2 separate regions of the Homo sapiens genome follow, and region 2 is linked to region 1. A link is a loop called in an ENCODE intact Hi-C map of the cell type or tissue named here. Cell type or tissue: chondrocyte. All regions are shown on one strand.

Region 1 (8,000 bases):
CATTGATGACCTTAAATATTTATTTTGTAACACAACTTATAAATTTTCTATTCCCAAAGCTCAATATTCTGCCACTGACTGACTTTAACCTCTTTGTACTTTCCCAACCTAAGAAAGGGTTAAAATGATTTGATCTCTGATTCCTTATCTCATAAGTGTAATGGGGGACTAATACATTAACATCTAACATGCTGTGAGCTCCTTCAAGAAAAGTATTATTTTAAAACAAAATATTGTGTACTTTTTCTTTTTTTTTTTTTTTTTGAGATGGAGTCTCACTCTGTCGCCTGGGCTGAAGGGCAGTGGTGCAATCTCGGCTCACTGCAACCTTCGCCTCCTGGGTTCAAGCGATTCTACTGCCTCAGCCTCCTGAGTAGCTGAGACTACAGCCTCACGCCACTACGCCCAGCTAATTTTTGTATTTTTAGTAGAGACAGGGTTTCACCATGTTGGCCAGGATGGTCTCGATCTCCTGACCTTGTGATCCGCCCACCTTGGCTTCCCAAAGTGCTGGGATTACAGGTGTGAGCCACAGTTCCCATCCTGGTTCCTTTCTTTCTTTCTTTCTTTTTTTTTTTTTTAGAAAGGTAATCATTAGTTGAAAGATATGGATATTTAAAATTATGAAAGATATAATCAGACTGCCTCTGGAAAAGTAGAATTAATTTACCTACCCCCCTCCACCAACAGTGTATGAGAATACCCAGTTCCCTACAATTTACTGATTACTGCTTAACTTCTTTCATCTTTGCCAACCTGATAAGCAAAAATTATCTCACTTTTAAAAATCATTCCTTCAATTCCTAATAAAATAACCATTTGATGTACATACAGAACATTGCTATTTCTCTTGTGAAATACCTCTTCTTAAATTTTTGGCTACGTTTTTCTCTATCTTACAGGTTTTCAGATTGTCTTTTTATTATGGATTTGTAAGAGCTCTTTATAAAGAAAATACATCTTCATCTGAATATATGTCATAAATAATAATTGCCAGTGTGTAATTTGTATTTCAATTTTTTTGATGCGCTTTTTGAATAAAGGGTCTTTAAATCTTAAATTAGTCAATCTATTAACCTTTAAATTCATGGTGTTTGACTCGCACTTAGAAGGACCTTCTTGATTTCAATATATTAAAATTATTCATCTGAAATATCTAAGAGTGTTATGTTTTTAATTAAATACTTAACCCATATTAAATTTATTTTGGCATATAGTATATAGGAGGGAGTCAGCTTTATTAGTTTCCTAAATTCCTAGGCAATGGTCCCAATACTATTTATTAAAGAATCCATCCTTTCCTCTCTTACTAAAATTGTATCTTCATCATATGTTAAGTCACATATATTTAGGTCTTTGTGAACACTTTATTCTAAAAATATTGATTTATATGTGTATTTCTGCAATAATGCCACACTATTTTAATTGTGTAGCTTTACATTGTTTTCACATAACAAAATAATGTATGATATTAAAACAGAATGGCACATACCAAAAATATCTTCTATCTTGTATTATTTTGAATAACAAAGGTACTGAAAAAATTCAAGAATGAGGCAGATGATATTACTAACCATAAAAAATACAAATACTATTTACAGTTTACTTGGTACTTTCACATTATCTAATATTATGTTCACCTCACTATAAAGTACTTATTGTTTCCTATTCAATTTTACATAAGGAGTTAAGACTTGTACAAAGACTCGTCTACAATTACACAGCTAATAACCCGCAGAGCTAAAACCTGAACTTCATATCCCATGTACCTTCCATAACCACTCTAAATTAAAAACAGAGCAATGACCCATAAAAGCCCAACTTTTTCATTTTTTAATCAAACCACTGTACTGTGTATATGTATATATCTGTATATAAATATAGATATACAATGCATACATGTATATATAATGCATATGTATACACATACACTACATAGATGCATTATATATCTGCATATGTACATGTATACACATATACTACATATATGTATATATGCATATGTATACACACATGCTACATATATGCATTATATAACTACATATACATATACACATACATATGCATTACATATATAGACATCTTTATTTGAATAAGAATAGCATTTTAAAATCCAAGCTGACATTCTTGAAGCTTTGATAATTTCACCAACATTCCAAACCCTAACTTTATAACATAACAACAATGAAACAGAAAAACTAAAAATTTAGACCATATTTCCAAAGAAACTATTACCTTTGGTTTCCTAAATACAAGTAAAAAGTGAAAACATATAATTTTTTTTCCTCTAGAAAAACCAGGAAGATAAATATTTGATTGTCTTTTTTTTACAGGAAAAGTCTTGCTATATTGCCCAGGCTTGCCTCAAATTCTTGGGCTCAAGCAATCATCCAGCCTTAGCCTTCTGAGTAGCTGGGACTACAGGAACATACCTCCACACCTGACTTTTATTTTAATGAGTCTTGCTTTCAATAATAACTGATTACCACCCCAAAAGAGATCAGTTTTAGATACATCACAAACAGACAAACAGATTCTGCTATCAGACCACTAGGAAGCAAAGTCTATAGCTGTGTGCATTAAAAATCCTGGTCAGGTCAGGCACAGTGGCTCTTGCCTATAATCCCAGCACTTTGGGAGGCTGTGGCGGGTAAATCACCTGAGGTCAGCAGTTCGAGACCAGCCTGGCCAACATGGTGAAACTCCGTCTCTACTAAAAAGACAAAAATTAGCTGGACATAGTAGCAGGCGCCTGTAATCCCAGCTACTCGGGAGGCTGAGGCAGGAGAATCACTTGAACCTGGGAGGCAGAGGTTGCAGTGAGCCAAGATTGCACCATTGCACTCTAGCCTGGGGGACAAGAGTGAAACTCCATTAAAAAAAAAAAAAATCCTGGTCAGTCTTAGAATTCACTAGGGAAAACAAAAATCACCACTGTCACATGTACAAGTATATATGGCAGAGGGTCTACAAATTCCTCCAGGAGATAATGTGACACCAACTACCACAGGGTCCTGTCATGGAGCTCAACCAAGAAAAAAAATTTTTTTCAAAGAATAGTAGAGAAGTTTTACCAATACATCCCCCAGACTTAAGCTGCAACATTTGCCAGGAATCCTGCTTCACAATGATATTACTGAAATGATTTAACTGCTGACCTCCTATCCTTTAAAGGATTATATACATTATATTGTACATAGTTTATAATAAATTATACGAAGTACTAACACTTCTGTTCATACTACTCAACAAAGGATGATGTGCTTAAAATGTTCCAATGAATCTACTACAGACCCAAGCATAAGATGAGATGTTATAAACAACAAATAGTTAAATTAGATACTATGGTATCCAAATTTGGATCAAGTAAGCACTGAGAATTACATTTTTAAAAATTCCTTTCAGTAGTGGAACGAAATAACTTTGGAGAAAAGGAAAATGATTTTGGAAGAGACAGCATGGTGCAGCTTCTTTGACCAGAGGTCAGAGGACAAGCTAGAAAGGAGTCCCTGCCCACAGAAAAAGCAGAAGCAAGAAATCTGCTACAATGCTTATAGAGCACTCCCTTGTTACCCAAGGTATCTGAGCGACATATCAAAGGAGACACAGAAGCAGCCAGTACCTCATCTGAGGTGAAAGATGTCATCCTATACTCTTCCCTAGGTAGCTTGTCAGCATGTCTTTCTGGGCACAATGAATCAATAGTAGACACAACCTCCTGACCAAGAAGCTTTGATATCTCAAAAGAAAGTAGGTTCTCAAGTAGTAGAAACCAAATAATGAAATATACATACCTATTCCTAGTTAAAGGTAAGCACTTTCAAAATGGTTTGTTTTCCACCATAGTAAATATAAATATATAAAAAGAAGGTTGGGTCGTATATCACACAGCAATAAATCAATACGCAGACGTGATTCATTCTGTACGAGATTCCTCTTAATTTCTTCCCACAACATTCGAAGAAATTCAAGCAATGAAAAGTTACCTCAAAAATATAAAACACTTTGCAGTTCATACATTTAAAACCACAAAACTTCTATACAAAAAAGTAAATACAAAAAAATTATCTTTTCTAATAGTAAATAAGTTATCTAGAGGTTTATTTTCCAAAATTAAAGAGATTTTTCCACGTCTTTTCACTTAGAGCATAAACCAATTCAGAAGGTAAGACTGATCCTTTCATCTCTGAAAATTTGCAATGAATATAATCATCCCCTGATATTCAAAATGAACTTACAATTGAAATTAATGGTTCTACTAAACCATGACCATACCTTTTTTTACTGTATCTACACATATCAGGTTTTTGTGACTAGAAAATGTTTTAGTTAAGCTGTTTTTTCTATTACTAGGAAGCATTATTAACCTAGAAACAAATTCTTAAAATAAATAGATAATTCCATCTCTTGGTTCTCTCATCTATTAGAAACTTTTTTCCTCATTCTAATTGTCCTTTAACATACTACCATGGTGGTGATTTATGAACTGATACTCTTGTATGGAACTTTCACTCTCTATCAAAAGTACTTCTTTATTTAAAGCTAGAAGTAGAAAAATTAAACTGATATTTTTAAAAATTAAAAAATCGGCCAGGAAAAATCTATTTTTTTGTATTTTTGAATTACTGAATATATTAAATATATTATAAATGAATCAAATAGAAATGTTTAGACACATCTTTATATGTCTACATGGTAAAAGCTTAGGGTTATTATTTGAGCTATTTATCCTAATTATATTGGGCTATGACAAAGAATTATGATTGTGGCGCCCTCTGCTGGGTTTTCTAGTCACAAACTCAATATCACTATTGGCATAATAAAATCAAATTTTTGAGGCATCAAGTGAAAAATCACTTTTTCAGTCCATGGTTACTTTACGTCCAAGATTATATAAAAGTCATAATCAATATTTACTTTATTGGAACAGGACTTTACCAATTTATCATTAAATGAAACATCTATATAGATTTTTCTGTTAAAATAAAAAGTAAACATAAAAGGTACACAAAACAACATATTTTAAGAGGTCTTATTTTTGTCACCACTTCTATCACTCAGCAATATATCCAGGTTTTTAAGGCAACATTTATAATGAGGCATTTTAATAAACAGCTATTTTGCTAATTTTATCTAATTTTTCTGCCCTGTTAGTTCAATTAAAATAGTATAAGACAGAATAATCCTAATAATATTATCTTCTTTATTAGGAAAAAACCAAAAGAGGTTATATAGGTACTCATCGCCAGTAATAATTAATAACTTTTATTGCATATCAACTCTCAGCCATGCAGTATGTACGTACTTTCTTTATAACACAGCCAGCCCTAAGAGATGAAAACAGTTGAGGTTCATAGAGATGATACAAATTGCTCAAGATGAATTTCAGAGCCAGAAGTCAAATGCAGGTGAGTATCATTCCAAAGTCTTAAACCTTTCTACCAAACAAGAGACAACAGTGAAAAAACACCCTGAATATGCAATATTTCCGTTTGTTCATGCAACAACAACACGGGGTATGGAACAAGTTGATGGGAAAAAATGTTAGAGAAGGCTAAGACAGTCATTCATGCCTAAAATAATAATTGATGCCTTTAGGAAATTATTTTTATTTTACATAATGCTGTCAGCTAGTGGCCCTATTTCATACGGAGCCAACTGGGAACAATACTTGACTTTTACATTACTGAATCAAAAATTCCACATTTAACATTCTAGAATCATTTTCTGAAATTACATATGTTTAAGCCTGACTCAATGATATTTAACATTACCCCAGAACTAAAAGAGTATGTATCCTCAACCATCATTGGTATGCTTTGCCCAGTCCTTGCCTAGACCTAATAAAAATATGAGATACACCTAAGTGGGAGAGAATTCACTAAATGCCAACATGGAAAAACTAAAAGGCATTCGGGTTCAAGTTGGTGTTTGGAAAATTTAAAAAAAAAGAAAGAAACTAAAAGGCACATCAGTCACTATCCATAAAAAAGAAACCTACATTATTTTAGGTATTTAGGATAATTTAAGGACATTTATAGATTCCTTAGTGAACCACAAATATTTTTCTATAAAATCAAAAGCTTATCATAATGTGGACATAAGAACAAAAGTGTTGTCTGAGTATTACTGAACACAATTCTATGCAAATCTATTTATTTGATAAAACTGCATTGTTAAGCCAAAGACACTACCTAAATTCAGCCAAAAGTTAACAGTTCTGAAATTTTCTTTGAGAAAAAGAGTATGAGTACTATTTTTACATTTAAAATGCTCATATTTCATTGACAATTCACTATCTTAAGAGAAATGTCCTATACAAAAAACATAAAAAGTCCATAGCTCCTATGATGGTATGCTGTTTAACTCAGTGACATAAAGGTATTCTTGGCTGATGTCTTTCATCACATGAAATTAATTACAAGAATTATAAGAAATATTTAAGTGATTTTCTCAGTGGACAAATCTATCACCAATTAATCAGAAGCTTTGATGAAAAGGCAATATATTCTGTAATATTGTAATACTGCATCAAACAAAAACACTCTGGTATTAATGTATAGTAGCATCAAGAAAAATATGTTCTGGGTTTATTCTACAGTGAAAGTAAAGAAGCAGGGAATGGCAAAGAAAGCACCCGAAACAAAGCAAAGAAGGAAGAAACAGCCCCACTACTGAATTAACTGAGGTCAAAATGGAAACAAAAATAAAAGGGACAGTACTTCAGTGTCCAGTGTTCTTTCTGACCTACTCTCTCCATCTCCCTCTCTCTCTCCCTCCCCCACCTCCCCCCCACACACACACACCTGCGAAGTTTAGAAACTGCAGTATCCCATTTTGTCGGTGTACCTTATACAAGGCTTATTTTGCAGCTAAAGACAGTCAAACTTTCTATTATATATACATATATGCATACATTTAGTGAGTATAATAAATATTAGTGAGAAGAAAACATCAACTATAAATTCACTTTGTAAAACACTAAATATATTTCTATAGAGTGAATGTATAACTTACAAACATTTCCTGTATTGTCAAAGCTGGTAAGGACATCTTCAACATTCAAGGATCCACTATTATGCCTAGAAAGGAGTAAAGCGTTTGCTTTAATGATTCTGAAATGTTAACATTTTTAGTATTCAAAAAAGCTGAGACTGAGACTGTATATTATGGTATACCCAATAGCAATAAATTATTCCATGCTATATTTTAAGAATATTTTCTGCCCACTAGAGGGAGAAGGAAAGAAATAACAGTATGGTCCTCAGAATATTTAACATAATGACTTTTTAAATGATTAATCTACATCTTAAAGTACTAACAAATAATATTTACTTGTTGGGTTTTCATTATGTAAAGGGAAGTTCTTAACCTTTTTAAAGCCAAAAACCCACACAGTATACTTAGAGAATCAAGCTGAAAAATCATCACCTTCCAGAACCACACTCAACAATACATAAATTTACTCTATAACAGCACAAAAAATTCAGAACTTCAGTCACAAAGAAATAGCCAATCTTCAGGTCTGCTATTCCATCTACAGACAGTTATGAATGTCAGGGAGCAAAGTTTTTGTATCTTTTGCCCACTAATCTTAATTCTAATGCCTTTAATTCTAATCCCGCTTCAGTTAACAACTCTTTTAAATATTTGACTTGACACTGATATTTTATTAATACCTATGAAAAATACTATTTGTTATATACAAATAGACTCAATTGTGCAATAGGTCATAGAGTTTGAGTTTCTCAGGGGAAAAAAAAAATTAGTGCTAATCCATCTACAATCCTCTACATTCTCTCCCATATAATTTACAGCTGAAGTTCTTTAGAATGTTATAAAAGTTTGTAATAACCATTGATAATTCATAAAAATTTACTTCAACATTCACTTTGTCATTTAAAACTTGTCATAAGTGATATATAGAATTACGGACTGAAGTGTGCCTCCCACTTTCCCCAAATTCTTATGCTGAAGCCCTAACCCTGGTACCTCGAAAG
Region 2 (8,000 bases), 350 kb after region 1:
GCTTCCCAAAGTGCTGGGATTACAAGTGTGAGCCACAGTGCCTGGCCTCTATGGGACATGTTTTTAAATGAACTACATGGCTTTGATATATTTGGGAAAACCTATTGGACAATATGATCGGTCCTGTGTGACCTTCAGTAGGTCCTTTCCCCATTGTGGGTCTCAACAACTGATATGGTTCGGCTACATCCCCACCCAAGTCTCATCTTGAATTGTAGCTCCCATAATTCCCACGTGTTGTGGGAGGGACTCACTGGGAGATAATAGAATCATGGGGCTGGTTTCCCCCATACTGTTCTCATGGTAGTAAACAAGTCTCACAAGATCTGATGATCTTATAAGGAATTTTCCCCTTTTGTTTGGCTCTCATTATCTCTTGTCTGCCGCCATATAAGATGTGCCTTTCACCTTCCACCATGACTGTGAGGCCTCCCCACCCACGTGGAGCTGTGAGTACATTAAACTTCTTTTTCTCTATAAATTACCCAGTCTTGGGTATGTCTTTCTCAGCAGCATGAAAACGGACTAATGCAACAACTTTATGAAGAAAGTGGGGGAGTTATTTTGATGATCTCTAAGCTTTTCGAGATTTGTTCTTTTTCCTTAGGGACCCAAGTATTACTAAAACTAAAGTGCAACCTCCCAACTCTGCTACCCGTGCACACATGGTTGGAGCTGCAAGACCAGGTTTTCCTCCATCCCTTTCCCTGAGTGAGGAATATGGTGAGAAGGAGGGAAAGGGCATTGGGGGTGGGAGCGTGGTCACTTCTCTAAATCCAGGACCAAGAGACCAAGGGCACTGAGAGGCAGAGCCAAGGCCCATTCTTTGTTTCCTCATCTGAGCCAGGCTAAGTTGGTGGAAATTGGGGGCAGAGGAGAGAGGATGGACAAAGGGGACATCTGAATTTTATCCCCCTTTCCCTGATTTCCTTCTTGCAGGTCTGTGCCAGGCGGGAGACAGTCTGTGGATGATGGTCTCACCTCTACATGTGCTCCTGTTGGGGAATTTCTCTCTTTTTCCCAATGATATCTTACTGTGACATTTACGGGAGGAGAGAAATGGTCTCTGGAAGCATAAGGAAAGGGAGGGTCTGACTGTGCCCCAGAAATGTCCTGTGGCTACGTGTCCAGGAGAGCAGGTTCTCAGTTTTAGCTTTCTCCATCCATCCTCCCCCTTCACTCTCAGTGTGCTCCAGAAGTTCCACCTTAGGCCAGGTACGGTGGCTCATGCCTGTAATCCCAGCACTTTGGGAGGCCGAGGTGGGTAGATTAACTGAGGTCAGGAATTCAAGACCAGCCTGACCAACATGGTGAAACTCTGTCTCTACTAAAAAAAAATACAAAAATTAGCTGGGCATGGTGGTGGGTGCCTGTAATCCCAGATACTTGGGAGGCTGAGGCAGGAGAATCGCTTGAATCCGGGAGGCGGAGGTTGCAGTGAGCTGAGATTGCACCTTTACACTCCAGTCTGGGCAACAGAGTGAGACTCTGTCTCAAAAAAAAAAAAAAAAAAGAATTTCCACTTTAAAGAGAGTCAATTACTTTTAGTCAGTTCTCAAAAGACCAAATCCTACCACTTAAATGTGACCCAGGTAGGAGAGAGACATTGCCTTGATTTTCACAGCTTTCCCCTGGCTCATCTCTGACCCCAAGGTGCTCTGTGTTCACTGGGCTGATTTTGCTTCAAAGTTTCAGCTTCTCTTTGTCGTTTCCTCAGCCAGCCCTGTGCCCTCCCTCTTTTCGTCCCATCTCCTCAGTCCCCCCGTTGTGTAGCCTTTACACAGTCTTCTCTGGTCTAATCTAATCTCCAACAAGCTGCCTCTTTTGCTCCTTTCTCTCTCCACAAACCTAATATATCTTGATGTGTCAACCTTTGGGCCACTGAGGCTGTGCTGACCTCTTCGGGGAGCTTGGCTTTTGTCCTACTAGGTAACCCCCTCTCCTGGGAGCTGTACCAACCTATTTTTCATCACATTTGAGCCTGGTTTTCTAAAAAAAAAAAAAAACCTAGACAGGCAGGCAGCCCACGCTGACTAAAGCTATGAACATCTCTCCTTTCTTAAGGGGTCTTTCTCCCTCCTCTCTGCCTGTCTGGCAAGAGCCAGCAGCCAGAGGTGGGGGTGGAAACCTCAGTTACCATCACATCAGCTGGATAATAGTTCTATAGATGCTGGACATGCCGACAAAGGGGCAAAGTATTCTGTATCATAGCATTTTTATTATATTCTATTATAATCATGTATCTTTCTATCATAATCAGGTATCATGCATAATCATGTAGCTGTCATATTTGTCTTAGTTTGCTAGGACTGCCCTAACAACATACTACAGTCTTGGGGGAGGGGGAATGCTTAAGCAACAGATACTTATTTGCTCACAGTTCTGGAGGCTGGAAGTCCAACGTTGAGGTGTCAGCAGGTTTGGTTTCTTCCGAGACCTCCACTCGTGGCTTGCAAATGTTGACCCGATTGCTGTCTCCTCACTTGGTCTTTCCTCTGTGTGTGATTCTGTGGTATCTTTTAGTCCAAATTTCCTCTTACAAGGACATCAGTCAGACTGGATTAGGCCACCTTCTAATGGCCCCACTTTAACTAAAGGCCCTGTCTCCAAATACCATCACATTCTGAGATACTGGGAGTACCTCAAATTTCCCAGTAGAAAATTTATAGGGGACAGAGTTCAGCCCATAACAATATTATTCCCCAATTCCATCATCGACTTACACTGAAGTCAGAGCAAAAAAGATCAGTCTCAAATTGCAGTGTGTGGGATTTCAGCTAGATGTAAGAAAGGTTCAGGCACTCCCAAATGGAGACCCTGGGAGTGGGATCTCAAATGGGAGAGGGGAAGGAGGGTAAAGATGAAAGCAGGCATCCTAGAAAACATAATACATTTCCAATTAGTTGATACCCTTTCTAAAAGGAGGAGGCTAAGCCAGATGATTTCTGGATCCCAACATTAATTTATTCAATCAATCACTCATTTAGCAGACATTCACTGAGCCTCACCACGCAGCAGGCACAGGAATCCAGAAGCAAGTCCTTGAAGGTTCTTGCCCTTTAGAGAACTTGTACTTATTGGTAAACCCTGGGTAGGATGGGAGGAGGGCAGGGGCAGCCAAAAGAAGAAGGGTGAAGAATGCTCTGAGGCGTGAACATTAATGAAAACACAGACCCCAAGCCCAGTGGTCAGCCCAGGCTTGTACATTTCTTTCCTGGCACTTAGCAGTGTTTCCTGGCACTCAGCAGTGCCCACACCCAGAGTAGAACCCTCTGTTTTTTTTTTTTTTGTTTTTTTTGTTTTTTTTTTTTGAGACAGTCTCGCTCTGTCATCCAGGCTGGAGTGCAGTGGCATGATCTTGGCTCACTGCAACCTCCGCCTCCCAGGTTCAAGTGATTCTCCTGCCTCAGCCTCCCGAGTAGCTGGGACTACAGGTGCGCACCACTACACCCCGCTATTTTTTTTTCTATTTTTTTTTTTTGGTATTTTTACTAGAGACAGGGTTACGCCATGTTGGCCAGGCTGGTCTAGAACTCCTGACCTCAGGTGATCTGCCCGCCTCGGCCTCCCAGAGTGCTGGGATTACAGGCATGAGCCACCACACCCCACCAGACCCTCTATTTGATAATAGGTTGCATAAAGCGTAACCTCAAGTTTCAGACATCCTGAAAGACCTCGAACCTTGGGCCAGCCCAAGAAAGCTGGAGACATTTCTCACCCCCATACGGGGACAGGCAGGTGGGAGGAGGGTGTGGCTGGCAGCCCAGTGGAGTCACCATAGCCACAAACCATGAGGTTTGGGATCAAGTGGGCCCTAACCCTGATCCCACTGCAGCTGCAGGAGACAGGCAGGCGTTCCCTGTTCTCACATCAGACACTTCTGGGGCCTTCCACTGAGGATCGGTCACACCCTCCCTGGGGAGCCCACTGGAGGCCCCTGGGAACTGCTCAGGAGTGTGTGGCTACTGCCAGCAGAGGCCGGGCTGCCAGGGCTGGCTGCTTCCCTCTAGAAGGAGCCGGAAGCTTCCATCTAGAAGGTGAGCCTGCCATCTAGCGTCCCAGTCTGGGCCGCGCAGGGACAAAGGAGCTTTCCCTGCACTGTCGTGTTGGTCACATTCAGCCCCACGGCATATTTAACTGCTGCCCACCTTCTCCCCACCATCGTGAGGTGAGAGCAAACCACCCTCGTTTCAGGGTGAATTTGATTTTTAGAAACAGCTGAAAGTCGTTCTAAGCCAAATGGTTATTGGTGGGAATTCAAAGAGTTTCCCCTGTGGCTTACAACTGTCTAAAGGCAGGTGACTATTTTCAAGTATTTATATATATATATATATATATATATATATATATATATATATATTACATATAATAATATCTATTATATTATATATTAATTATTAACTCTAATATATATATTAGAGTTTCGGGAGCAATTAAAAGTCTCATTGTTTTCATGCCAACAGTGTATACCATGGAACTCAATGTTTTCATACAGAACTTAAAGTACATCTTCCTCTTAGAAATGAGTGTAAGTGCTATCTTTTCCATGCAGACCTAACTTCTACAGGAGAGGAAGAATGGTCTGATTTATTCGGCTGCTGAGGGGAGAGTTATCCACACTGAGCCGGGGATGGAGCCTGGGATAGAGTTAATAATCGAGATATATATAAATAAAATATATCCTGGACCTTCGGAGTTAAGCATTTAATCCAGCAATTGGGCCCTGCCTTTGGGACTGTTTGTCCCAGGGCTTTTTGGGGAAGACTTAGATCTAGGAAAGGGCTAATGGAGGGACATGGAACAGGAGATCAGCTCTGTCCCTGCTCCTCAAAGAAGGGCAACTGCAGGAGGTATGCAGCCCAGTGCCCAAGCCAAGGGTGGCAAAGGACGTGGAGCTCATCTGAGGATACAGGGAAAAGCACCAGAAAGTCAAAGCCACAGTCCCAGATATTTGTTTCTGGTGTGAGTGGCTGAATGCTGCTGCTTCCCTGGAGAAGAGCAGAAATCCAGGGCCCCAGAATGAGCCTGACCGGGGTAGGGTAAGGGGGTGGACAAAGGGAGCCCTCCCCAAACTAATGATGATCTCTGGAGATCAGGCCTCAGTTCCTGAGCAGCCTTGAGTTCCCTGTGTCCTGGGAAGGCCTTGCTGCTACTCCTAGAGCCCCTTTTTTCCTGGAGCAAAGGGTAGACCCCTCTACTAGGATCCTTGCTGACTTCCACCTTATCTGAGCACAAAGAGTTGCCTTCGGTTAGAGACTAGGATTTAGGTGTGGCCACTTTGGGGAGGGTGGATTAATCTTTTTAACATGGAAAGAGGCCAAGAAAACAGGGCCCTCATTTGGCCTTGAGAGCCTGGCAACTCCACTATTCCCTTTGATTAGCAAAATTCTAGAGCTCGAAGAATACCAGATAATATATGCAGAAGGAAGAAAAAAAATTTTTTTTTTTTGAGGCAGAGTCTCACTCTGTCGCCAGGCTGGAGTGCAGTGGCACGATCTTGGCTCACTGCAACCTCTGCCTCCTGAGTTCAAGTGATTCTCCTGCCTCAGCCTCCCGAGTAGCTGGGACTATAGGCGCGTGCCAACACACCCAGCTAATTTTTGTATTTTTAGTAGAGATGGGATTTCACCATGTTGGCCAGGATGGTCTCGATCTCTTGACCTCGTGATCCGCCTGCCTCAGCCTCCCAAAGTGCTGGATTTACAGGCATGAGCCACCGTGCCTGGCCTGAAAAAAATTTTTTTAAATCACTAAGACTTGAAATGACATAATGGACTTAGGTCACAATCAACAAATGCTAAAATCATCAGGTGAAAGGTTAATGGAGAACTTTATGGGATGATGCTACCTAAACCCATTGATCAATCCTATTAGTATTAAAAGTGAAAAAAAAGATATTAATATTATATGTCTCACAGTAATGCCACCCTAGAAAGTATAGGTGCCTAAAAACATTGACCTTGAATCTAATCAAGGCCCAGATATAACTATCAGTTTACAGAAAATATGGAGGATGGAAGAATATGTTAACCACTCCACAGTGAAGCAGACAGATACGGAACTTAAGACATTATACAGAACAAATTACCTGATTCCCTGTCAAATCAGTGACAAGGGTGAACTGCTTCAGAATAAAAGAAACGAAAAAGACACAACCATATGCAATATGTGGAGTTTTAAAAAACAACTGAAAAAAGATGTCTTTGAGATAATCAGGTAATTTGAATATGGATTGAGTTTAGATGATATTGAGGAATTGTTCTTTTTTTTAAGTAAACAATGACATTGTGAAATGTATTAAAAAGTCTTATCAATTACAGATTAAAACTTAAGTGTTCCAAACGAAATGTCAAACTACCTAATATTTGCTTTAATATACACTAGAAGGAAAAAAGAGTTGGGGGAGAGGAAGCAAGATTGGCCAAATGTTGATAATGATTGAGGCTGGGTGATGGATACATGGAGATTCTTTTTATTCTGATTTTTTGAGTATATTTAGAAATTTCCATAACACACACACACACACACACACACACACACACACACACACACACTCTTCATGGTGCCCTTGACCCTCATGCAGATCATGGTTATTTCATATTATGTAAAATTCAGCCTCAGTCTGGTGTCTGAGAATAGGAAGACTTATAGAGAAGAGGCAAGAAATATCTTTGGGGAAGTTTGGGAGATTCCTTCCTTCAAACACTTTAGATTTGAAAAGACAACTGCGAGAACAGAGAAACGAAGGCACGTGTCGCACTGACACACCCACAGAGGCACATGCAAAATCACACACACATAACCTGACCCTCACACAGACCCTAGCACACCCACCAGGACCTGTGAGAGTGTCCAAATGCCCACAGGGCATGAGAACACATTCTCTTCCCAGCCGGTGCTGAAATATAAATCCAAATAAAATCAAATGAGGGCCTGGCGTGATGGCTCACACCTGTAATTCCACTTTGGCAGGAATGCCACTCCACTTTGGGAGGCTGAGGTGGGCGGACCACTTGAGGTCAGGAGTTCGAGACCAGCCTGGGCAACCCTGTCTCTACTAGATATACAAAAGTTAGCCGGGCATGGTGGTAGGTGCCTGTAATCCCCACTACTTGGGAGGCTGAGGCAGGAGAATCACTTGAACCTGGGAGGCAGAGGTTGCAGTGAGCTGAGATCGCACCACTGCACTCCAGCCTGGGTGACAGAGGGAGACTCTGTCTCAAAAACAAACAAACAAATAAATAAACAAATGAATTCAGTAGCACTGAATATTAACGCATGGCTATATAGAGGAAATGAAATGAAAACAAAACGCTCAAAAATCATCCTAGGATTCCTGGAACATCTGTATTTACTTGAGGATAAAGTTTAAGGTTATCTCAAAAAAAAGCATCAAAAGAAAAAAAGATGATAGTATTTGGCTTTCTTGTCCTTCATTCATCTCACACCTCACATTTCTCCTAGGAGTGCTCATCTAAACTAAGCCTCACTCAGTGCCTACATACTAAATCACCCCCAATTCTTTCTCTCTAGCTCACGCCCTCTCCTAAGCTGTAGACTGGTGTATCCAACTGCCTACTGGACATTTCTTCTTGGATGTTTTATCGTAGTTAGGGTACAGGCTAAGCTTATTTCTAAAATTCAGAGATAGGCGGCCCAGGGCAAGTTAGATGACACTGCTGTCCTCAACTTGTGCTTCTCCTCTCTAGGCCCAAGGTGGCTGCGTTAGTTCTGATTTATCTTTCAACCAGTGGAAAGGAAAAAAGGGTCAAGGGAGCTTGTGCCTACTTCTTCTAAGGGCAAAGCATACATTGCTTTTTCTTACATCCCATTGGCCAGAGTTTGGTCACATGGCCACACTTACTGTAAGGGACGCTGGGAAGTAAAGTCTTTAGCTGACTGGCCATGTGCAGTTAAAACCATTGTTATAGAAAAAGGGCAGGAAGGTATTGAGGGATAATGGGATGTCTACTATATCCCTCAGATATCACAAACTGAAT

What was found. Peaks named below come from ENCODE experiments on the same cell type or tissue, not always from the same donor. Only the 100,000 strongest peaks of a DNase experiment are listed, where the experiment ranks them.
Region 2: a loop joins it to region 1, with 7 times the contacts of the local background. A loop is called at or near these places in 13 of 110 quality-filtered maps.

The regions. Positions count from the first base shown.
Region 1 is chr2:44,389,323-44,397,322 of GRCh38, reverse strand. It overlaps CAMKMT (calmodulin-lysine N-methyltransferase), which reads right to left. Exons shown (of 11, transcript NM_024766.5): 3 at 7,018-7,082. It overlaps LOC124905998 (a long non-coding RNA gene), which reads right to left and starts at 7,011. Exons shown (of 3, transcript XR_007086301.1): 1 at 3,795-7,011. In chondrocyte, CTCF peaks have their summits at 4,541, 4,778 (motif pointing left), 7,025 and 7,236 (motif pointing right); no DNase peak of the experiment used is centred here.
Region 2 is chr2:44,040,413-44,048,412 of GRCh38, reverse strand. No RefSeq gene overlaps it. Among named protein-coding and RNA genes, the nearest start is that of LRPPRC, 48 kb to the right of the region's middle. RefSeq lists an enhancer at 4,110-4,159. In chondrocyte, CTCF peaks have their summits at 3,849 and 4,057; a DNase peak (open chromatin) is centred at 4,002.